3 separate regions of the Mus musculus genome follow, and all the other regions are linked to region 3. The links are chromatin loops, found by intact Hi-C in ENCODE. Cell type or tissue: left cerebral cortex. All regions are shown on one strand. Links, peaks and the distances in the headings refer to the core of each region. The heading gives the core; the rest is flanking DNA.

What was found. A loop is a pair of places that touch in the nucleus more often than their neighbours do. Peaks named below come from ENCODE experiments on the same cell type or tissue, not always from the same donor. Only the 100,000 strongest peaks of a DNase experiment are listed, where the experiment ranks them.
Region 1: a loop joins it to region 3, with 2.8 times the contacts of the local background. A loop is called at or near these places in 2 of 42 quality-filtered maps.
Region 2: a loop joins it to region 3, with 4 times the contacts of the local background. A loop is called at or near these places in 2 of 42 quality-filtered maps.

What each region holds. Positions count from the first base shown.
Region 1 is chr3:31,323,887-31,331,459 of GRCm38, forward strand. No RefSeq gene overlaps it. Among named protein-coding and RNA genes, the nearest start is that of Slc7a14, 17 kb to the left of the region's middle. In left cerebral cortex, for the core only: a CTCF peak has its summit at 4,508; DNase peaks (open chromatin) are centred at 4,101 and 4,722; H3K27ac peaks cover 393 bases.
Region 2 is chr3:31,503,189-31,510,761 of GRCm38, forward strand. No RefSeq gene overlaps it. Among named protein-coding and RNA genes, the nearest start is that of Gm33886, 180 kb to the right of the region's middle. In left cerebral cortex, for the core only: no CTCF peak of the experiment used is centred there; DNase peaks (open chromatin) are centred at 3,881 and 5,532.
Region 3 is chr3:31,141,646-31,149,218 of GRCm38, forward strand. No RefSeq gene overlaps it. Among named protein-coding and RNA genes, the nearest start is that of Cldn11, 4.5 kb to the right of the region's middle. In left cerebral cortex, for the core only: a CTCF peak has its summit at 4,470 (motif pointing right); DNase peaks (open chromatin) are centred at 4,216, 4,511 and 6,100.

The DNA of each region.
Region 1 (7,573 bases), core at 1,584-6,583, 180 kb after region 3:
CCATCCAGCCATCCCTGGGATTTGGTGTTTTAATCATGGCTCGGTTGTGTCCCAACTCAGTCTCTGCCACTGAATGGGAAAGGGAAGTAGATTGTTTCTTCTCTACCTGCTACACAGAGTTATTATGGTCAAAGAGAGGATCAAAAATAAGTAGGACTTTCATGTTGTCAATGCAAATTTAAGAGATTACCGTGTTTTCATCCTTTGTGTCATTTAATAAAAAAAAAATAGAAATTTCAGAATAATTATCCAGAACAGCAGCTTTGCTTTGGAGCATTCTATTCTCAAAATCTAGTTGCAGCGGAAAAAAAAATGTAGCACAGGGGCTTTTAGATCTATGGTGCTGAGCACAGAGAACAATGACTTTGGAATAGCTGGAGGATGTCCAGATGGATGCCTCTGCCATCAGAGGAGTTATTTTTAGAAAAAAAATCTGAATCCCTGGACACCATTGTATGAGGAGAATCTGTGTTCTGCAGCAGAAAGCTCTGCACTGGTTATCCTTACATATGCAGAGGCGAGAAGCAGGGATGTGTGCCTGGAGCCTCATGGATTTGCCATGTAACCTTGAGGCAATCGTTAACCTCTTTGATCTTCAGGGTTCTCATGTGACACAAGAGATGGCAATGCTGAGCTCACAAGGTAGGGGGATGGTTATGTAAGTTGGGCTTCTCACACGGCAGAGTCCAGTCATGCCAGACACATTCTCACTCCCCAGCTGCCTGCAGTAACTACTCAGTTTATAATTCAAGCCAACAGCAATGTGAGAGGATCATTGCTCAAACTTTCTAAGCCTCAGAAATCTATAAACAGTTTTTGGTCTATGTGAACACATGCTTGTGTGTGTGTGTTTGTGCTAGATGTGGGTTCATGTATATGTGTGAGTGTATGCATGGAGTGTGTTTCAGTGTATGTGCATGAAAGTATTGTGAGTGTAAGAGTGTGTGAAGATGTGTATGTGTGTGCCCTAAAAGTCAACTTTGGGTGTCTCTGCTCAGATATTACCCATATTGCTTTTTGACCTAGGCCAGGGCCTGGAATTCACCTGTTCATCTAGGCTGGCTGGTCACGGGGCTCCAGGGATTCTTCTGTCCAGCCTCCTTGGCACTGCATGAGCCACCAGGCCTTGTGTGTGTGTGTGTGTGTGTGTGTGTGTGTGTGCGTGTGTTTGTGTGTGTGTGTTTGTGTGTGTGAGAGAGAGTTTTAGAGATTGAACTGGGGTCCTCGGGTTTGCAAGGCAAACATTTTACCAATTGAGTTATCATCCTGGCCTGTGTATTGATTAACATTTAATCCCACGGAAGATGATGTACAGATAGTATTATCCATGTGGTAATTTCTCAACCTCTTTAAGTACCTTTGCATGTTCAATTATATGTTGTCAAACTGATTTCTCTATTACAATGACGATTTACCTATAAAATACAATCAAGTAGTCATTTGTTTAATTATCAAGTGTGATGGTTTGTATATGCTCAGCCCAGAGAGTGGCACTATTAGAAAGTGTGGTCTTGTTGGAGTAGGTGTGTGTGTGGGCTTTAAGGCCCTCATCCTAGCTGCCAGGAAGCCAGTATTCTAGCAGCCTTCAGATGAAGATGTAGAACTCCCTTCTTTGCCTGCTTGCACTTACTTGCCAGCACATCTGTTGGAACCTACTTCTACACAAGACCAGCTGAAACAACTAGCCTTGTGGAACTGAGCAACTACTAGATTCTTGCACTTCCCATTCACAGCTGACCATTGTTGGGTTAGTTGGACTACAAACTGTTAAGTTATCACAATAAATTTCCTCAATATAGAGAAACATTCAATAAATTCTGTGACTTTAGAGAACCCTGACTATAAATGAAGAAAATACCTAATAAAAAATTGGAAAAAAAGATAGCCCTGACTAATACACCAATCTATCATTTATATAAAAATTACTGGGTTTTAAAAAGTGTAACTAGCCTTCATTTTGAAAAGTGAATAGAATTTAATGATGCTCAGAAATGCAGAGAATCAATTTTGGTCTTTAAATGCTTTGTTTTACTAGCTTGTATACTCATGAGCAAATAGGCCATTGTTGCTCTCTGTAACAATGACCCTGACTATATATAGCCAGCACCTCTGAGTCATCAGACATACACTAAGTAGCTACTCAATGGTAAGTGATCTTGTTCAGTTTGAGTTTTATGGCAAAACTATTTTATCATGAGGCATTTAGATATTTTCACTCCTCCTCCTCCTCCTCTTCCTCCTCCCCCTCCCCCCTCTTCCTCCTCATTATTATTATTGCATATGCTTGTGGACTATATGTGTGTGTATGTGTTGGTTAGTTTTAGGCTAACTTGAAACAAGCTATTTGAGACAATAGACTCTCAATTGATTACCTCTAGGCAAGTCTGTAGGACATTTTCCTGATTGATGATTTGTGTGAGAAATTTCTGGTGATGCCATTCCTGAGCCCTTGGTCTGAGATGGAACAAGCAAGCAACAGTAGGCCATGAAGGATAAGCCACTAAGCAGTACTTCTCCACAGCTTCTGTGACAGCTCCTGCCTCAGGGTTCCTGGCTTGCTTGGGTTCCTGCCTGACAACTCTCAGTGATGGAGCATAAGGGAAATAAACCCTTTTCTCCCTAGGTTGCTTTTATTCATGGTGTTTATCACAGCTATAAAAATCTAACTAAAATGGTGTGTGTGTGTGTGTGTGTGTGTGTGTGTGTGTGTGTGTGTGTGTGTGAGAGAGAGAGAGAGAGAGAGAGAGAGAGAGAGAGAGAGAGAGAGCATGCATGTGTGGAGGTCAGGAGGCAGCTTTTAAAGTCTTGTTTTTCTCCTTTCACTGTGGGTTTGGAGATTGGTCTCTGCTCCCTAGGGTTTGGTGGCAAGTGTTTTCATCTTGCCAGCCCCATTAGTAGGCATTTCTATAGGTTGAACTTGAGAATTTCATTTCTTTACATGAAAATTATATGAAAATCTCAACCCAATTAGGTGCTCCATGTAGACTCTGGAGCCAATAGAAATCATAGTTATGCAAAAGAATTGAAATCCACAGATGTCTACAAACATTTATAAACAGTGGAAATTACCTCGCTGTGGTGTCATTAGTCCAAATACATTACATTATACTATATAGACAATTATGAATGCAAACAGGCCTGCTTTAAGTAAATTTACTGGTATTCCTCTCCTATAATGAATTATTAAACAAAGCAGGCTTGCCTGTGGACTAGATATACAGATCTAGTCTTCTGTCAAGACACAGATTCTGTGGAGAGTGAATGAACACCTGAAGAAGTTGAAACTCTGCTAGGACAGAAAAGAAAACAGAATAGCTGCCTAAGACATGTCTGGGACCTGTCCTTACTGGCTGTGTAAGGCAGGCATGCTAACCTTTAATTTCCTTATAAAATAGAGAAATTCTTTATGAGTTATAGACTTTGGTATCCATTTTTTCTTTCCTCAATAGCAACATCTCTTAATTTTCTTTACTCTTGGTTGGAAAGCACTATTAAAAAAATCCACATTCCTTAGTCTGTGTTGCCTTTGGGACTTTGGGTAGAAATTTCCTCCATGGGTGAATTTAGAGATTTGTGAGTTGTTTTCTTTTTCAAGTTTATTTCCTACTTTGAATTTAGATTACTCACTGGAGTTGTCATCCATTTCTGAGGAGATGATGTCATCACAGGTGGGGCCATGATTCAATGCTGGTAGACCAGAAAGACGGACAGAACCTGGACCTTTATGATTGAGAGACTGTCAGTTCAGCCCTGGACTTTCTAAGCGGAGCCTTGTTTTATGTGAGAAAATAGGTAAGCTTAATTCTTATTTTAGGTAAGCTTTAGTGACAGCAGGATACAGTCGTCCCTAGTCATCAGCATATAACGAATGGTTAGTAAAATTGACGTGTCCATGGCAAGCCATGACCACTTAGCGCATGGATGCAACAAGCTTCCATCTAACCATGCAACAAGTTACTCTCTTATGACAAATTTTAACAAAATGTCATCCGTGAAACTGCGATGCGTTTTGTTCACAGATGAACAGTTGAAAAGTCAGAGCACACAGGCCAGATTGTGAGTTTACAAAGAGAAAAGGAAACTGGAGTCATTTCTCCTCCATATTGCTTAACTCTGCCACCATGTGTTCTGAGTCATTTCCTAGTTCAGCACAAAAATTGCAAGAAAAAGTACATCATTATGGAATGGAACATTGAGTTGCAATTATAAAACGGAACAGTTCTTTTAATGTACACTCATATTAAATTTTATGTGTGTGTGTGTGTGTGTGTGCATATGAGGGTGTTTATGTTTTTTTATTTCACAAATTGACCTGGAAATATTTCAGGGGTTGTCCAATTAGGCACAAATAATGAAGCAGTATTACAGACAACCCTGGCATTTCCTTTACACTGAGTATATATTTTAGAACAATGCTCCACCTACACACACATAAAGGGGTCTCCATTTTCAATGCTGAAATATGTTTAGGGGACATGCAGAGGAGTAGCTCTTATAATCAATACCAGATTCTAACACTGGGTGGGGTGTGATGGCATTCATCTGGAGAGTGGGCCGGAAAGGGAGTAGGAAGCCTGTATTTTGACTAATAGAGATTGAAGTGCTGGTGAGCTGTCAGCACAAAGAGACAGTGCTCCAGTCCTTCGTGGCCACTTTCCTTGTGATTGATGGGCTCCAGGGAAGGTTCGGCCTTGGTGTGGGAGCAGCAACAGGGGTACAGATGCTCTCTGCCCCCGTGTCCTGATGGAGCAGATGCCATGGGTAAGCGTAGGCACGTGGGGGTGGGTGCCTGGAAACCCATGGTGCAGCAGATGCTCCTGGTCCCACATTCCAGCAGCTACTGTCAGAGTTATGGCCAAGATCATCTCCGTGCACACAGCAATTCTGGGGACACACTTTATAAATAATGTTTAAGCCTGAGCTGCTTTCCCTTTCCTAGTTGCATGGAGTCAAGACTTTTTCTGTTCCACGTAGCTTCTGTTTGTTCTGTCTCCTCCCCTAAGACAGTGTAACAGGGACACAGTATAGTGAAAATTAGGCGAATCTGGAACTCAGTTTCAGAGTCTGAACAATTCAGTTCTTTAGAAAATAAATCTGTATTTTGATTGTCGGGAAATCAGTACATACTCTCAGCATCAGCACACTCATCTATAAGATGAAATAACAAGCTTACCTGGGGAGTTGTAATTATACATTTATAATGAGTAGTGAAATAGATAGATAGATAGATAGATAGATAGATAGACCAACCAACCAACCAACCAAACAACCAACCTTGCCAACTCTGTCTAGTTCCCTTCCCCAGGCAGCCGTTCCCCTTCTGCTTCTGGCCTTGTACGTTCCCTTCCCTTGCACCCTTGTCAGTGATAGCTATAAGCTTAAAAATTCAGTTTAAATATGACCCCCTTCCACGATCCCCTTAAGAGTGGATGTGTGGACACAGAAGCAGAAAACACAGGTAGGAGCCATAGTTCATGTCTTTTTGTTTGTTTGTTTGTTTTTTAATTCTTGGAGGGAAATAAAATGGCTGACTGGTATGTGGTGGAGCTTCCATCCAGAGCCAATAGCCTTCCGGGCCTTTGTGCTTACTCCTGATCCAGGTTGGTCTAGAAATGGGGTTCACCCGTCTCGATTCTCTTCTCTTTCCTGCACTCTGAGGTTGAGGTTTCTAACTGGATTAGTCAAGCTTGCTCCCCATCACCCTTGCTCCAGGGCCCACACCTTTGCTTATAATCTATGATTGATTTCTCTCTTCTGCGGCTCCTTCACTCGGAGGCAGCCGGTTTCACATTGTGTGCAGTGTTTCACATCGCTATTCACATACACCCCGTAAGTATGTTGTGATGGCCAGTCTTGACTATCAACACGTTAGGGGTTAGAGCCTCCATGAGAACACATCTATTGGTGTGTTTATATGGATGTTTTTAAAGAAAGTCTTGCCGGGCGGTGGTGGCACATGCCTTTAATCCCAGCACTTGGGAGGCAGAGGCAGGTGGATTTCTGAGTTCGAGGCCAGCCTGGTCTACAGAGTGAGTTCCAGGACAGCAAGGGCTAACCCTGTCTCTAAAAAACAAACAAACAAAAATAAAGTCTTGCCTTATGGGGGAAGACCCACCTTCAGTGAAGGTGAGCGGCACCATCCCATAAACGTACTTACCAGACTGAGTAACAGGAAGACAGGGAGCTCTGGGGGGCATTCACGTCTCTCTGCTTCCCGACTGCATCCATAAGTGACCGACGGCACTATGTCTCTGTCATGACCCTTTCCTCATCATGAAGGACTGACCTTTTAAACTGTAAGCCAAAATAAGCCCTTTTTGGTGTAAGCTGTGTTTGTTATGTGTTTGATCACAGCAAAGAGAAAAGCTGCTAAGAGACCCTGGTGGTTTGAATGAGAAATGTCTCCCATAGGCTCACATGTTTGGTTGAACACTTGGTCTCTGGTTGCTAGAGATGTTTTGGGATGTTAGAGACCCTTTAGAAGGTGGAACCTTGCTAGAGGAAGTCTGTTATGGGGTACAGGCTTTGAGGACTTCTAACCTCTCCTTCCTTCCTGGTCTCTCTCCCTGTCTCTCTCTTTCTCTCTCTTCCCCTCCCTCACCCCCTCTCGTCTTTTGTATCTATCTGTCTATCTATCTATCTATCTATCTATCTATCTATCTATCTATCTATCTATCTATCTATCTATCTATGGGATGTAATACCATCAGCTAGCCTTTCACTCCTGCTACCGTGCTGTGTCTCCCATGACATGATGGGTTCTGTCCTTCTGAAACTAAAAGCTAAAATAGACTCTCTTCCTTAAGCTGGTTTTGGTTATGGTATTTTATCACAACAACAGAAAAGATAAATACAAATCTGTACAATGAGAATACATAATATTATTGAGTGTGTGCCTTATATGCAAAGAAAGAGCATTTGGTCAGAAATTTGACTGTTTCTTATTCTGAAGCTGAGAATTATTTGAGCCTAATTTTCAATGCAGCGTGCAGCTCTAGACAGCTATATGTATTCTTCTTTGTGTGTATACTTCATTTTGCTTATGAAGTGTCCTGGTAGTGAATTCTTCAGTGTTTCAAGGCACAGTGTAGCTCTGCTCATTTACATCTCTCCTTGAGTTACTGTAGATTTATATCCAGAGTGAAATGTAGAGTCCTTGGGCATCACTGACACCAGTGGAGTGATTGCTTTTCTAGAATAGTCACGTTGCTTTTCATTTCCACTGGCAGACAAGCTTCCTATCTTGGGTTTTTTCCCGTCTCTTTTGCTACCCAAATCTGCATGAGTGTGGGGCCATCCACTGGAGCATGCGAAACCTACGAGTGGGTGCAACTTCAAAGAGACATGATTCTTCCTCTCTCTGTGGCTGCCAACTGCCAATAACTTTTTAATAAAGGTAGGGCCAGAGGAGTTCTGGCTAGACTTTCTGGCTAGTTGTCATATAGATCTTGGGCAGGTAGCCACAGTTGTTGTGAGGGCCACAGCCCTGTCATGTTCGTAAGAGAGCATTTCACACCGTGCCTCCATATTCTTCCATTCCTCTATGCTGTGTGCCTCTCCTTGCTCTCTGAGC
Region 2 (7,573 bases), core at 1,584-6,583, 360 kb after region 3:
GGCGGGACAAGACTGTTGTTTCTGAGGCCTGATTATTCCCACAACTCAGACAGAAGAAAAGCTTTTAAAAATTTACTTACTTGTTCTATATGAGTTGCTATCATCAGACACACCAGAAGAGGGTGTCAGATTCCATTACAGATGTTTGTGAGCCACCAGGTGGTTACTGAGAATTGAACTTAGGACCACTGGCATAGCAGTCAGTGCTCTTAACTGCTGAGCCATCTCTCCAGCCCTCTGGAAGAAAATTTTTAATTCCAAGAGAGATGCAAATACTCAGAGCAATGATGTGCATGCTGTTGTGACAGGAACTGTTTGTAGACACTGTCCTAGGATAGAGTTGTGACAAGCACTGCTACCTCATTGCTCCAAGGACCAGAGGATAGCTGGTAGTCTAGGAATCAGAAAAGAAGCAGGCCCAGGGAGCAAGAGCTGGAAATAAGAGGATTGTTCTCTCTCTCTCTCTCTCTCTCTCTCTCTCTCTCTCTCTCTCTCTCTCTCTCTCTCTCTCTCTCTCTCTCATACACACACACACACAATGCACCGTCACATCACCCTCTTCCACTTCAGAGACCCCCCCCACCTCCCTTTATCAGTCCAGTGTGACCAGGATTATAACCTTTTCAAATTCTAAATTGGAAAATTTTGTGCATTTGTTTGATTCACAATAAATGTGTGAAGTGAGCACTCACTGCTCCTAACCTTAGTATTAATAAGTATAGATCATGGTCTACAGTTTTTAAGACCACTTCAGTTGGGCCTGGGATTGGCCCAACAGTAGAGTACTTGCTTAGTGTGCTCTGGATTTGATCCCCAGATTCATCAAGGGAAAAATAAATACACTCTTTCGTTTATGTAAGCAAATCAACCCAGAAGTCATAGTTGTTTCACCAGAATAGAATTTTATGAGAACTCTTTGTTACTGTGTTCTTTCTCTGGTTGTATCCACCTTTTCCTACCTCCAAACATCCCATCTGTTCTTTTCAATGCACTTACAACTCCCTCAACATTAGCTAAAAATACAACTGTACTGTCCCTCCTTAGCACACCAAAAACTAAAATAGTCTTGCCATCTGACTAATGATATAGTAAAAGCTTCAAATGGTCTTCACAATACATCATTATAATCTAATAGGGTGCCAGAAAATCGACCTGTGAAGTTCACATCTTTACTTCCCCTATTAGCCTCTTAGGTATTTAATCACAGACACAAATCACTGCAGAATCTTTTGTTTCTTATTTTAAAAAAAAGTGAGAATTCCCAGATGGGACACTATCTAGGGCCTTTCCTGCAGTGTATGAATGGTTAACAGAGCATTACCAGGCCACGACTTGAGCAAACTTTTGTTATCCTTAGACCTGGTGCCCCCCATTCCCTGACACTGTGTTGTGTGACAGATGTAGAACCGTGAAGTGCTGAATGTCAGTATAGCCCACTGTATCTTGCATGTGTGTTTACCATTCTTTTGTTTATTGATGGTTTTCCATCTTATCACTAGGTTGCCTTGCCCAGCTTCTCATGACCCTAAATCCCTCCATGCTTATTCATCCTGGATGCTGGCCAATCAGTTTCTCATCACAGTGACAAAATACCTGAGATGAACACCTTAAGGGATGGGAGTTTATTTTTGTCTTGTGGTTTTAGAAGCTCAGTCCTTACCTACCTGGTCCTGTCACTGTGAGACTGGAGTGAGGCTGAGCATTATGGCGAAGAGTGGAGTAATGCTGTTCTCCTTATGGTACCTAGAAAGCAGAGAGCTAGAGAGTAGGAGAAGGATCGAAATAACACATTACCTTTGAAAGCATCTGCTCAATGACCTACCTCCTCCCAACTGGGCCCCATCTCTAATGCCTCCCAATGATGCCTTCATGTTAAGCCCACTGTCATGTCAGAACCCCATGATCAGATCACCTCAATGATTAGATTCACCAGCTGGGGACTGTATGGCCAGCACGTGAGCCTTTTGTAGAGAACACTTCATAAACAAACCATGACAGAGGCCTCTGTCTTCAGCTTCCCATATTGTATTCAGTTTGCAGCTACACAGGTTCCTCTGACTTAAGATTTTGTGCTCTTCTGCAGGAAGTCAGTGGCTGCTGGGAAAGAATCAGTTCCAGAGCTAAGCCCCTGATGGGTTATCCAATCCCAAGTGGTCAGCCGTAAACATATAGGAGCAATACTAAGAGGACTTGGTAGGTTGAATATGTGTGTACACGAACACATGTCTATGTATGTGTGAATACAACAGTATCACAAGGGAGGTCATGAATTTGATAGGAAAGGATAAGGGAGGATTTGGAAGGGTAGGGGTTGAAATGGTGTAAATACAGTATTCATGTATGAATTCCTCACAAACTAAATCAAGAAAGATTCTGTGCTCTAGACAACAGTCACAGGTCACCCGATCACTGGGAAGACCCTCTGGGAAAATGGAATACCACTGTTCAGCTTCCTGTGCCTGGCACATACTTCTGATATGATTTCGGAGAATCTTCCCGTATCTGTGTGAGACAATGTAACTGCCCCATGGACAGGCATCACTGCGACAGGACCCCTTCCCCACGGAAAGCATGAGAGTATCACCATGCCTTTCTCTCTTAAGCTGTAGTGCTCCCCTGCTCCCCATTCTCATAGCACGCCCCTATGACATCATCCCAGGCCACGCCCCTATGACATCTCAGGCCACGCCCCTACAACATCCCAGGCCACTGGGGATTCCTTTGGAAAGCATGGGTATTACTGACTGTAACCTACAGAGGCCTAAAACATGCTGCAAGTATTAGGTTTTGGGATATGGACCAATAGCACAGGTTAAGAGAACTCAGTCAGTATTTAGGGAGAAGAGGATGGGCTTCACATTCATTCTCAAGGGGTTCAATGGTTTCACTCCTCTGTTCTCAGAAATCCTAAGATTTCCAGGGATTGGAAAAACCCTCATCTGGTCCAGATGAGCTTGTATCCTAGGGAAACTCCAACACAGGCTGTCTCACTGTGCTCAGAGATTTTTCAAGACAACTCCAGTCCCAGGATCCTCTCCCAACCAAATCTAACCTTCCCAGGTACAACGCTGAGATCAGAGATGAGGTGACCAATGCATGATTCAAGGGCTCCTGAGACATAGGAGTTTCAGTCCAAAGCTCGGCAAATTTGAGAAGATCCTATGAAGTGATCTCTCTTGCAGAAACCATCATTATATAAGTAGGAAACTTAGACATGACCTTCCCATACCCAGTGTCCTATCAGCTGCTAGGAGGTCCATGACCTGAAACAGATGTGGAAAGCATGTGTGATCACTATGCATTCTGGTACACTTTTCAATAAAATAATTAGGGTATCTTCTGCACATAGTTAAGATTCAATCAGTGACATTCCAAAATTAGTTTTAATTGATGGAATTTTACATAATTATGATAACTATCTCTAAAATAAGTGATTAACTGCTTCAATAAAAAAAGAATGTTCTGAAAACAAACCTCTGAGGAATCATACATATTCTCCAAGATATTTGGCCAATTAAAAGCTCCTTCAATTTTGTTTTTACATTTTTGCCAACAAAGGTTGCTTAGCAACCATCAGGTGGATCTTGTGTCTCATCAGTTTCATCTCCAACCTTTGCTCCTGCAGACTAGAGGGAAGAAAGGATGGTGCCCTGTGATAGCACCTGCTGTCACAAGCAGGCTGAGGGCTTTGAAATGTAACAGACCCTATTGCTTGCACCCAGGTTTATCCATCTAAAAACAGTGAGTTTGGATGGTGTCTTAACTCACAAAGGCCCAATAACTGGAGAGGGCTGAACATAGCAACTGCTCTGAAGGAAAGTTGCTTAGTTGGCCAGCTATATACATAACAGACAACAACACACCTACGAGTTAGTGGGGGTGGTACTGCTAAGGTCTTAGAAAGACTTAAAATACCTAGACAAGAGCACTTAACTAGATGCTGGGGTGCCTAGAATTTGATTGTCTGCGTGGTGATTTGACCAACAATGCTTTCCATAGGCTCAAATTGGTGTGGCTTTGTTGGAAGAAGTGTGTCACTCAAGGCTGGGCTTTGAGGTTTCAAAAGCCTGGGCCAGGCCCAGTCTCTTTCCACTGTCTGCAGATCAGGATGGAGGACTTTCAGCTACTGAAGAAGTTGAAGTACCTTGTCTGTTTGCTTGCTCTCTACCATAATGGACTAAACATCTGAAACTAAGGAAGCCTTGCTTTAAATGCTTTCTAAGAACTGCCTTGGTCATGGTGTCTCTTCACAGCAATAGAGCAGTGACTAAAACTGTCTGGCTCATGGAAACCATTTTTCCTGGAGTGGAGAGGGCAAGAAGGAGTAGTAAAGGTGATGTAAGAGGCCAGTAGAGGTAATGTAAGAGAAAGACAATGTCTCTCAGCGTTTAGTGCATGTTCTAGTCTTTTGTGGAGAGTTTAGCAGTGAGATGGAACCCAGCTTTTTCTGCTGCTCTGTCTTCACAGAACTCTACTTCTCAGCCTGTTCCCCTTGTGTGGCATAATGGGTCTCTCTTTCTGTTCCCTCCTATGCCCTGTATTACCCTCATCAGCTATCTTAGCCTATTCAAAATCAGAGCCACTGTGCCTCCCCACTGTCTTGTCTGGGAACTACTATCTAACTAAAGGCCTCCTTCCATGTTTCTTTAACTTCAGTTCTGTGAACATTTTAGGCACCTCAAGACCTTCAAGCCAAATAATTACCTTGTCATCAAGTCGATACTAGAAAAGAGCAATTGTCTAATCCATCAAGTCGATACTAGAAAAGAGCAATTGTCTAATCCAAAGCTGCTGATGTCATCAAAGCAAAGAGAAATTAGGGGGTCCAGGGGTAAAGTACAGTGACTGACCTGCTTGGCATAAAGTGGCCCCTAAATTTGATCCCAGTGCTCCAGGGAGGGGGAGTTGGAGCACTGGCAGACATCTAAGGAGAAAACAGTGTAACAAGACATAGAAAAGGATGGACATCTACAAGTCAAGGAGGGAAGCCTGGAATAGATCCTTCCCTCTCTCCATCAGAGAAAACTTCCTCTCCGTAGTTCAGTTTTGACCTGTGCAGAACTGTGAAGCATTAATTGTCTGTTTATAGTACTCTTAGGACAGCCTTTGAAATTTATGTAAACTTTGGTTCCCAAAGTGAAGCTCAACTGTGACATCCACATGTATGAGGATTGCTTGGGCATTGGATAGCAGTCAGACACTGGAAGACTTTTGAGGTTCAGCATTAAAAACAAATGGCTGGAATAGAATGTTGGTAAAGATATGCTTGTTGAAGGACTCTCTGGGGAAGACTTGGAAGGAAAAAAAGGAGAGCTGTAGAGAAAGTGGCTATTGTTTCAGAGTGTATATTTTGCACTGTGATCAGAATGTTGCTAGAAATAGCAATGTCAAAGGCACTGCCGGCCAGGTCTCAGAGGGAAGCGAGGCCCTGTCTGTGGAAACTGGAGACAAGGTGATCCTTGTTACAGTGACGGGACTTGGCTGGTCTGCAATCTGCTAGACAGAAGCAGAACATGAAGCACAGAGCTTGGATACTTTCTGGGGTTTCTGAGCCAAGTGTGGAAGTACAGACTGGTTTCTCGCCATTGCTGGTGATAAAACATGAGAGAAGAAAAATAAACTGAAGGCTCCCAAGCAGAAGGAAGCCATCACTGGTTGGTTTTGATGAATCTCAACATTTCCAGGGTTCTCTAGAGAGGGGACCAATCACTATCACAGCAAAAGCCAGAGACAGAGGTGCAGTTATAAAGCATGTTGGAAGATAGCATTGCCTGACAGTGTGAATGCCTGAGTTACATAGGAGACCACTACAGTTTCTAAAAGTTTTGTATCAGCTGGAATGCTGGACATCAAGGGAAAGAGATGGGATAGAAGGAAGGGGGAGGCCAGTGGGGTTGCCACTGCTTCTATACAGCTAGAAGACACTGGCCCACAGGTAGAGAGCCACCTCCTTTTTAAAAGCAAAGGATGAGCCTTGTGTAAAGTTAGTACAGGAGGCCATATTGTCTAAACATGGTGGACCAATCCCTCAGAGCAGAAAAACGAGGCAGAAGCTTTCTCTTAGGGTTGTAAACACAATAACTTTCTGATATAGAAACTTTACATGTGTTTTGTTTTGTTTTGTTTTGTTTTGTTTTGTTTTGTTTTGTTTTGTTTTGTTCTTGAGGAGCCAGTGCAATGGCTAGTCTTTATCCAGAAGCCTTGGACATGAGTTTCAATCTTCTTTAGCAGCTTGGTGATGAAGCAAATTGCCTAACATTTCATGACTAGGAAATTTGTAAAAATTAGGCTTTAGTTAAGACCACACCTGATGTGAAGGTGTTCAGCTTTCAGAAATATTGAAACTAGGGCTGCATAACAACAACAAAAAGAATAAACAAAACTGGCCAAACTCGGGCTCTAGAAGGAAAACTAAAGTAATATACTTACATCACTCCTCGTAACACAAGGCATGTGTGCATGGGTATGTGTGTCTCAAGTCTGAAGCACAGAACCACAGGACAAAGCATCTGATCATTTCTCTAGCATGGGTTTTCATCTCTTTGTCTATTTACAACAGACCTTATTAAATTGTTCTATTCTCTGAGGTTATTGTTACCTGCAAACATCTGTAGTCTGAAAGTAATCACAAGAAAATTCCAGAAGCAATTCCTGTTTTAAATGTCACATCTGTGAGTATGATGAGATTTAAAAATATCTTGCTCCAAGCCATCCAAGATATAATTTATTCCTTTGTCCAGAGCATCCATGCTATCTATGTTTTCTTTCTGTCAATCCTTAATAGCCTTTTAAGTTGTCAGGTTGCATATGGCTTGAACTCAGCATTTGTGATAAATAACCCTATTTTACTTAATAATAACCTCAAAGCACAAAAGTATTGGTGCTAGGAATTCAGATATACTAAAGAGAAGCTACAAAGAACCCCCTTTAAACGAAAACGAAACAAACAAACCTCAACTTAATAAGGAAAATAAAATCTTAGCCTGAGATTACTAAGATCTATAGTACAATAATGTAGTTTGTATTATAAAATATTTTGCTATAACATATTTTTATCTTATTATTTATTTTTGTTCTCTGCCTAATTTATAAATTTAAGTTTAATGTGATGATTAGAAAAAGAATAGGATATTTATGTAGTTTACTGCTAACCATGATTTCAGAAATCAGGGGTTTGGGAATCTATGCCTCCAGATAAAAGGGAGAACTGTGAGCAATATCCTTATCTATGTTGAGGTCCTTGCTAATATTTGTATTTTTGTACTTTTGTGTGTGGTTCTAAAAGTTTGATGCATAAAGCTATAAAACCAAGCAAGTAGGGCCTGGGGAGATGGCTCAGTGGTTAAGAGCACTAACTGCTCTTCCAGCAGTTCTGAGTTCAATTCCCAGCAAACACATGGTGGCTCACAACAATCTGTAATGGGATCTGACACCCTCTTCTGGTGTGTCTGAAGACAGTGACAGTGTACTCATATATATTAAATAAATAAATCTTAAAAAAAATACAAAAACAAGCAAGTATGCAGGAGTCCCTCTAGACAGGCTTAAGGTGTCTGTCTAGAAAGATCTAACT
Region 3 (7,573 bases), core at 1,768-6,767:
TTTGAAGAAATGGTTTCACTGAAGCTGAAGGCCCAGAAATGAGGCTTTAAATATGTTCTGGTAGCTAAATAGCTGGTATAAAAATTGTTTGTTTACTTATTTTGAGACTGAATCTTGCTGTGTTGCCAGGACTAGTCGCACATTCCTGGGCTTGTGCCAGTTGATACTCAGGTCTACCTGGTGTCCAAGGCTGCAGGTGCAGAGGTCAAGTTCTAGATAGAGCAGTATGTGGAACTCACTCTGCCGATAGGTTTACAGAAGAAGCCATTGTCATCCCCAAATAAGCAAAGGGTTCTGAGTAAATGGTGAACAGTATCAATGTGTCTTCTGTTGGAAAGCTCTCTCTGTCTCAGGACAGCAGGTGAGTGACCGGGACCACAGAGGGTTGGAGTCTGCCATATACCCACTCCCTAAGGCAGCACTGATTCTGTCCCATGTCTGCACACAGTGTCTTCCTTTCCTTTTTTTTCTTTTTTTTTTTTTTAAAGATTTATTTATTTATTATATATCAGTACACTGTAGCTGTCTTCAGACACACCAGAAGAGGGCATCAGATCTCATTACGGTGGTTGTGAGCCACCATGTGGTTGCTGGGATTTGAACTTAGGACCTTCGGAAGAGCAGTCGGGTGCTCCTACCCACTGAGCCATCTCACCAGCCCCGTGTCTTCCTTTCCTAACGGGACCTGGAACATCGGAGTTTTGGCAATGTCTTTCTCTCTTTTTCTAATTTTTAGTGCTATTTGATCAGTATGTACTATTTAGTGTCCTCATAGGTGGCCTGTGCCACCATCTCAGGTTTCAGGGGAATCCCCCCCCCCCCCCAGACAAAATCCTGAACTCATGGTGGCATGTAACTTATTATATATATATAATTTATATATATATAAATTATATATATATATAATATATATATATTATTATATTATATTATATTATATATATTATATTATTATTATTATTATTATATATTATATATATATATTATATTATTATATTATATTATATATATATATTATATTATTTATATATATATAAATTATATTATATATATATTATATATATTATAATATTATATATATAATATATAATATATATTATATATATATAATTATTATTATTATTATTATTATATATTATATATATATTATATTATTATATTATATTATATATATATATTATATTATTTATATATATATAAATTATATATATATAATAAGTTACATGCACCATGAGTTCAGGATTTATAATATATACATATATATATATATATATGATTTATTTATTTTATGTATATAAGCACACTGTAGCTGACTTCACACACACCAGAAGAGGGCATCAGATCCCATTACAGATGGCTGTGAGCCACCATGTGGTTTCTGGGAATTGAACTCAGGACCTCTGGAAGAGCATTCAGTGCTCTTAACCACAGAGCCATCTCTCCAGACCCCATTTAACTTATTTTAAGTCCTTTTTGTGGGGTAGGGAATTGAGACAGGGTTTTCCTGTGTAGCCCTGGCTGTCCTGGAACTCACTCTATAAACTAGGCTGGCCTTGAATTCATAAAGATCTGCCTGCCTCTGCCTCCCAGGTACTGGGATTAAAGGTGTGCGCCATCACAGCTCAGCAGTCTTTTTTAAGTTTTTTTTTTTTTTTTGAGACACTTGCTTACATCATGAATTTTTACTTCCATAATTCTAAAAGAGGGTGTATGTGAAGTTTTTGCAATATCAAATATTTTAAATCCACCAGAGAAATTTGTTGTTTAAAAATAGATCCTATTATACACTGGAACTAATTGAAAAGAAAGTGGGGAAGAGCCTTGAGCACATGGGCACAGAGGGAATTTTCCTTAATAGAACACCAATGGCTTAGGTGCTAAGATCAAGAATCGACAAATGGGACCTCATAAAATTGCAAAGCTTCTGTAAGGCAAAGGACATTGTCAATAAGACAAAACAGCAACCAACAGATTGGGGAAAGATCTTTCCCAATCCTACATCCCATAGAGGGCTAATATCCAATATAAACAAAGAACTCAAGAAGTTAGACTCCCGAGAATCAAACAACCCTGTGAAAAATGGGAAACAGAGCTAAACAGAGGATTCTCAACTGAGGGATACTGAATGGCTGAGAAGCACCTAAAGAAATGTTCAACGTCCTTAGTCATCAGGGAAATGCAAATCAAAACAACCCTGAGATTCCACTTCACTCCAGTCAGAATGACTAAGGTCAAAAATTCAGGTGACAGCAGATGCTGGCGAGGATGTGGAGAAAGAGGAACACTCCTCCATTGTTGGTGGGATTGCAAGCTTGTACAACCACTCTGGAAATCAGTCTGGCAGTTCCTCAGAAAATTGGACATAGTACTACCTGAAGACCCAGCTATACCACTGCTGGGCATATACCCAGAAGATGTTCCAACATGTAATAAGAACCCATGCTCCACTATGTTCATAGCAGCTTTATTTATAATAGTCAGGAGCTGGAAAGAACCCAGATGTCCTTCAACAGGGGAATGGATACAGAAAATGTGATACATTTACACAATGGAGTACTATTCAACTATTAAAAACAATGAATTTATGAAATTCTTAGGCAAACAGATGGAACTTGAAAATATCCTGAGTGAGGTAACCCAGTCACAACAGAACACACGTGGTATGCATTCACTGATAAGTGGATATTAGACCAAAAGTTCAAAATACCCAAGATACAATTCACAGACCACATGAAGCTCAAGAAGAAGGAAAACCAAAGTGTGGACACTTCAGTGCTTCTTAGAAGGGGAAACAAAATACTCACAGGAAATATGCAGACAAAGTGTGGAGCAGAGACAGAAGGAAAGGCCATCCAGAGACTGCCCCACCTGGGGATCCATCACATATACAGACACCAAACCCGGACACTATTGCGGATGTAGGTCAGTGCTCGCTGAAGGGAGCCTTATGTAGCTGTCTCCTGAGAGGCTCTGCCAGAGCCTGACAAATACAGAGGTTGACTCAGCCAACCATTAGACTGAGCATAGGGTTCCCGATGGAGGAGTTGGAGAAGGAACTAAAGAGCTGCGGGAGTTTGCAGCCCCATGGGGGGAGCAACAGTGTCAACCGGCCAGACCCCCCAGAGTTCTTAGGGACTGGACCACCAACCAAAGAGTTGAGGGACCCATGACTCCTGCTGCATATGTGGCAGAGGATGGCCTTGTTGGATATAAGTGGGAGAAGCAGCCCTTGGGTTTGAGCAGGTTCGATGCCCCAATATAGTGGAATACCAGGGCTGGAAGGCAGGAATAGGTGGGTGGGTGGGGGGTGGGGGGTGGAGAGGCAGGGGGAGGGGATGGGGATTCCGGAAGGGAGACCTGGAAAGGGGATAACATTTGAAATGTAAATAAAGAAAATACCCAACAAAAGAAAAAAATATAAAGAAAAATAGATCCTATTAAAGGTACTCAGTGGCCTGTGGAATTGCCTTAGTTAATAGATACTTTCTTTTTTCTTTTCTTTCTTTTTTTTTGTTTTTGTTTTTTGGAGATAGGGTTTCTCTGTATAGCCCTGGCTGTCCTGAAACTCACTTTGTAGACCAGGCTGGCCTCGAACTCAGAAATCCGCCTGCCTCTGCCTCCCAAGTGCTGGGATTAAAGGCATGCGCCACCACGCCCGGCTAATAGATACTTTCACGCAAGAGGGCCTGTGTTTGATCCTCCAGACCTGTTTAAAAAAAAAAAAAAAAAAAAAGGCTGACCTGGGACTGAGGAAATGGCTCGATGGTTAAGAGAAGTATAGCGGGCTGGTGAGATGGCTCAGTGGTTAAGAGCGCTGGCTGCTCTTCCAAAGGTCCCAAGTTCAAATCCCAGCAACCACATGGTGGCTCACAGCCATCCGTAACGAAATCTGATGCTCTCTTCTGGCATGTCTGAAGACAGCTACAGTGTACTTACATATAATAAATAAATCTTAAAAAAAAGAGAAGTACAGCACCAAAGAGAAGTACAGCACCCATATCAGGCAGCTCACAGTCACCCATAACTCCAGCTCCACGAGGTCAGATGCAGAGACAGACAGTCCCTGGAGCTAACGGGCCAACAAGGCTAGCTTACTGGTTGAACTTGCAGGCCTGTGAGAAAAGAAAACAGAAAACCAGAAGGTGAATGGTGGCCAAGGAGCAACACTCGATGCTGTCCTCTGGCGTCTACATGTGCCACACCCCCACAGTCATGTGATCCCACTCACGTCATGTATATACCTACCCCATGCAGAAGGAACTTGATTTGTGGTCTTAGAGAAGTGGGTTCCTAGACACCTTGTGCTTTCATATATTTGGTTTCCTAAAAAGATGTATATTTTTAACGAATGAAAAAAAAAGTGTTACAGAAAAATGCAAATTTTAGTTAAGTCTGTCACCAGTTTGGCTCGTGGGAAGTTGAGGTCAATCCAGCCTCAGGCTGTCTCAGTGCGTTTCTATCTATACAATGACAGTCACTAGAGGGCGCTAAGAGCACACTGATTCGCCCATCGTTCTCCATGTGCTCCGTTAGATGCCAGCAAAATCTCTGGCATTGAGTCAGTCACAAGCCGCCCGAACTGAATGGCCTCTAGTTTGGCTGGCTAATTTCAAGTGTAAATGGTAGGATAACATTTAACACAGATGTTTCTTTCTTCACATATCTGTGAATACACTAACTGCCCCCCTAAGCCTTTCTTTTCAAATATCTTCACTTGATCTTAGCCAAAAGGCCGAGAAGCGATCTTTTCAAATATCTTACAGTAAGAATAAAAACAAATTCATATGGAATATGATATTGGGTTTAAGGCCAGAAGATAGAAACTCAGTTCTCCTCTAGAACTTTCTAGTTCTGCGTCATACTGTGGGGACGTGGAGAGGTGACATGGCAGAGTTTCTGAGAGAAAAGGAAAGGACCTGGGACTGACTGGGAACCACTGGCGACACTGTCTGGGTGTGGTTGGACTCATTGTCACACTGGAGCGGGGCCTGAGATTGTGTGGGGCTTTCTCATTTACTGCATTATGTGGGAAGTCAGATCATGATCACTGGGGACACTTGTGATGCTGTCACAGCAAGGAATGTGGGAGAATCCCGATGTCAAAAAAAAAAGTCAGAAAAAAGAAAACAAAACCACAAGAGAGCTGGTGGGCTTTACCCAGAACCCAGAGCCCCTGGCCATGGGACTGTGTCCTCAGCCTCTGTGGCCCATGCTCTGTACTTCCGTGGCTGCCTGGGCTCCTTTGAACTGGATAACCTTTTTGCTCCTGGCTAACTTATTCAGCTAGATTGTATCTCTGCTGGCCTCCCTCAGGTGTCATTTTGTGTGTCTGTCATAGAAGATGATAACAATAACTTAATTATTCAGTGTCTTGTCTCTTACATGCACCTTCCATTTGTATGTGATTTATGTTACCTTTGTCTTCACAATACCCCTGGTGGGAAATTCACTCTTCTTGTTTCCAAGTGGAGATCATGAGAGTCACATGGGCAAGGGAACAGATCTAGAAGGAATGTGTTCCCTGGGTGTCTCCTTCCAAGACAAAAAATTTGACAGCTTAGTTAAGTCATTTTATTACTTCGTGCCAAAGTTCTGAAATCTGACTTTACAAATGTGTGTGTGTGTGTGTGTGTGTGTGTGTGTGTGTGTGTGTATGCATGTGCATGCATTCATGAGACCCATGGGTGGGCAAGCCATTACTTAACTCTGATTGAGTGAGCTGTCATGTGGAGAACATTAACTCTAAGAATGTAAGAGTTCTAAGAATATAAGTTTCATAGCTAGTTTTGCAGTGAATTGATGGAGCTCAGGGTTTTATAGTTTATATTGTCCTTAGCACAAAGCTAGTTTTGGATATTAAAGGGAATATCCGTCAACATCCAGATGAGTAGACTTTATGATGAAATACTCCGTAGACTTGATGGTTCCTTCGAAGAGGAGCTATATTTCCATAAAATAGTTTGCATAAGCCCTCACCCTGCGAGAGCAAAAGGAGACTGCAAGAACAAGAATTCTGAGCTTCACATCGTAATCTAGTGTCCAGGTTTCTTGAGGATTTGTTGCAGACATTGCTTTCAGCTCGGTATGTATAGTGACTCAGATACCCATAAAAAGAACTATACGGTAGGCTCCGTGTTCATCCCACTTTACAAATGACAGGGAACCGAGAAACATTACATAAAACCGACGTGAAGGCTCACAGGGAAAGGCACTGCCATCAGCCTGAAGTCCTGCCTGTGGTCCCTGGGACCCACTCGGTGGAAGAACACTGACTTCTGCAGCTGTCCTCTGACCTCTATGCGTGTGCCATGCACACATATGCACACAAAGTAGGTAAATAATGTAGTAAAAGACACACGGAATTCTCAGGGGTCGGATACAAACATACTTATTCTTTTAAAAAGCAATGTGAAATGTTTTGATCCCGTAGGCAGTAGTAGTGGAGCCAGGCCTTGGACTATGCAGGCTGGTCTGGGTAGCTCAAATAGCGACTAACTTGTCAATCAACAGCACCAGGCCTGCGTCAAACACATTGCAGGAGTTATCCCCCATAGGCCACAGTAACAGTAATAAAGTGTTTGCCATTCTCACTCCAAGACCAACCCACCAGTCACATAGGCTGAGCCAGCCCAGTGCAAGGCCAACCCACCAGTCACATAGACTGAGAGACAGCCCACTCCAAGACCAACCCACCAGCCACATAGATATCCCACTAGTCTCCTTGATCAAGGGCAGTCTTGGCTTGAAGAGTTGGTGGCATGTATGACCCCATCCATCATGGGGATAACTGCAGCAAGCTCAACAGGATGATGAGCAAAATGTCCATTTGCTGAAATCTGCCACCATTTTAAATAGAATAAGAGGAGAGGGGGAAGAGGCCCAGGTGACTAGATCAAGCCATACAGTAAGATAAGCAATCCTTTTCTTGACTTAAAATTGCACAAGTCCGAAGCTGTAGCTCAATGGTAGAGCATTGTCTGGCTTGCTCAAGTCCGTGGGTTCATCCCCAGTGCCTCCCTCCGCCCAAGGGCACAGAATGAGCCTTATCTGAATGCGTGTAGAGAAGGGGGCTGCCTGGTAGCCTTTGCTGATAGCTTCTGCTTCCCACTCAATCTGGGCTATCGGTTTTCTCGGTGGAGAACAGAAGCTAACTTATTTACAGTGATCTGGGCAGAATGCCTGGCTTTTAATGTATCACAAATGGAACACCAAGCCCTTTAGGAACATTCAGAAAGTGATAACCAGGATGGATTCTCAGGAAAGGTCAGGGACAGGAATGAGCGGGGCCCACGGAGTCTCCTTCCTAGCTGTGTGAACTTCAGGAGCTTGTCCTTTGGGGGGCTGTTTCTTCTGTGTAGAATTGACAGTTGTCCCCACTGCAAAGTGTGGACAATTCAGTAAGCTGTGGTATAAGAACACATGCACTTATCAAGTATTAATAACAGTGAGTAATCGTCACCATTATTGTGACCAGAGTTAATTCTGCTGGCACCATCTTTATTGTGTTATTTGTTTCTTGCGAAGTGTGTATGTGTGTGTTTATGTGTGGCGGTGTGTGTGGGGTGTGTGTCTG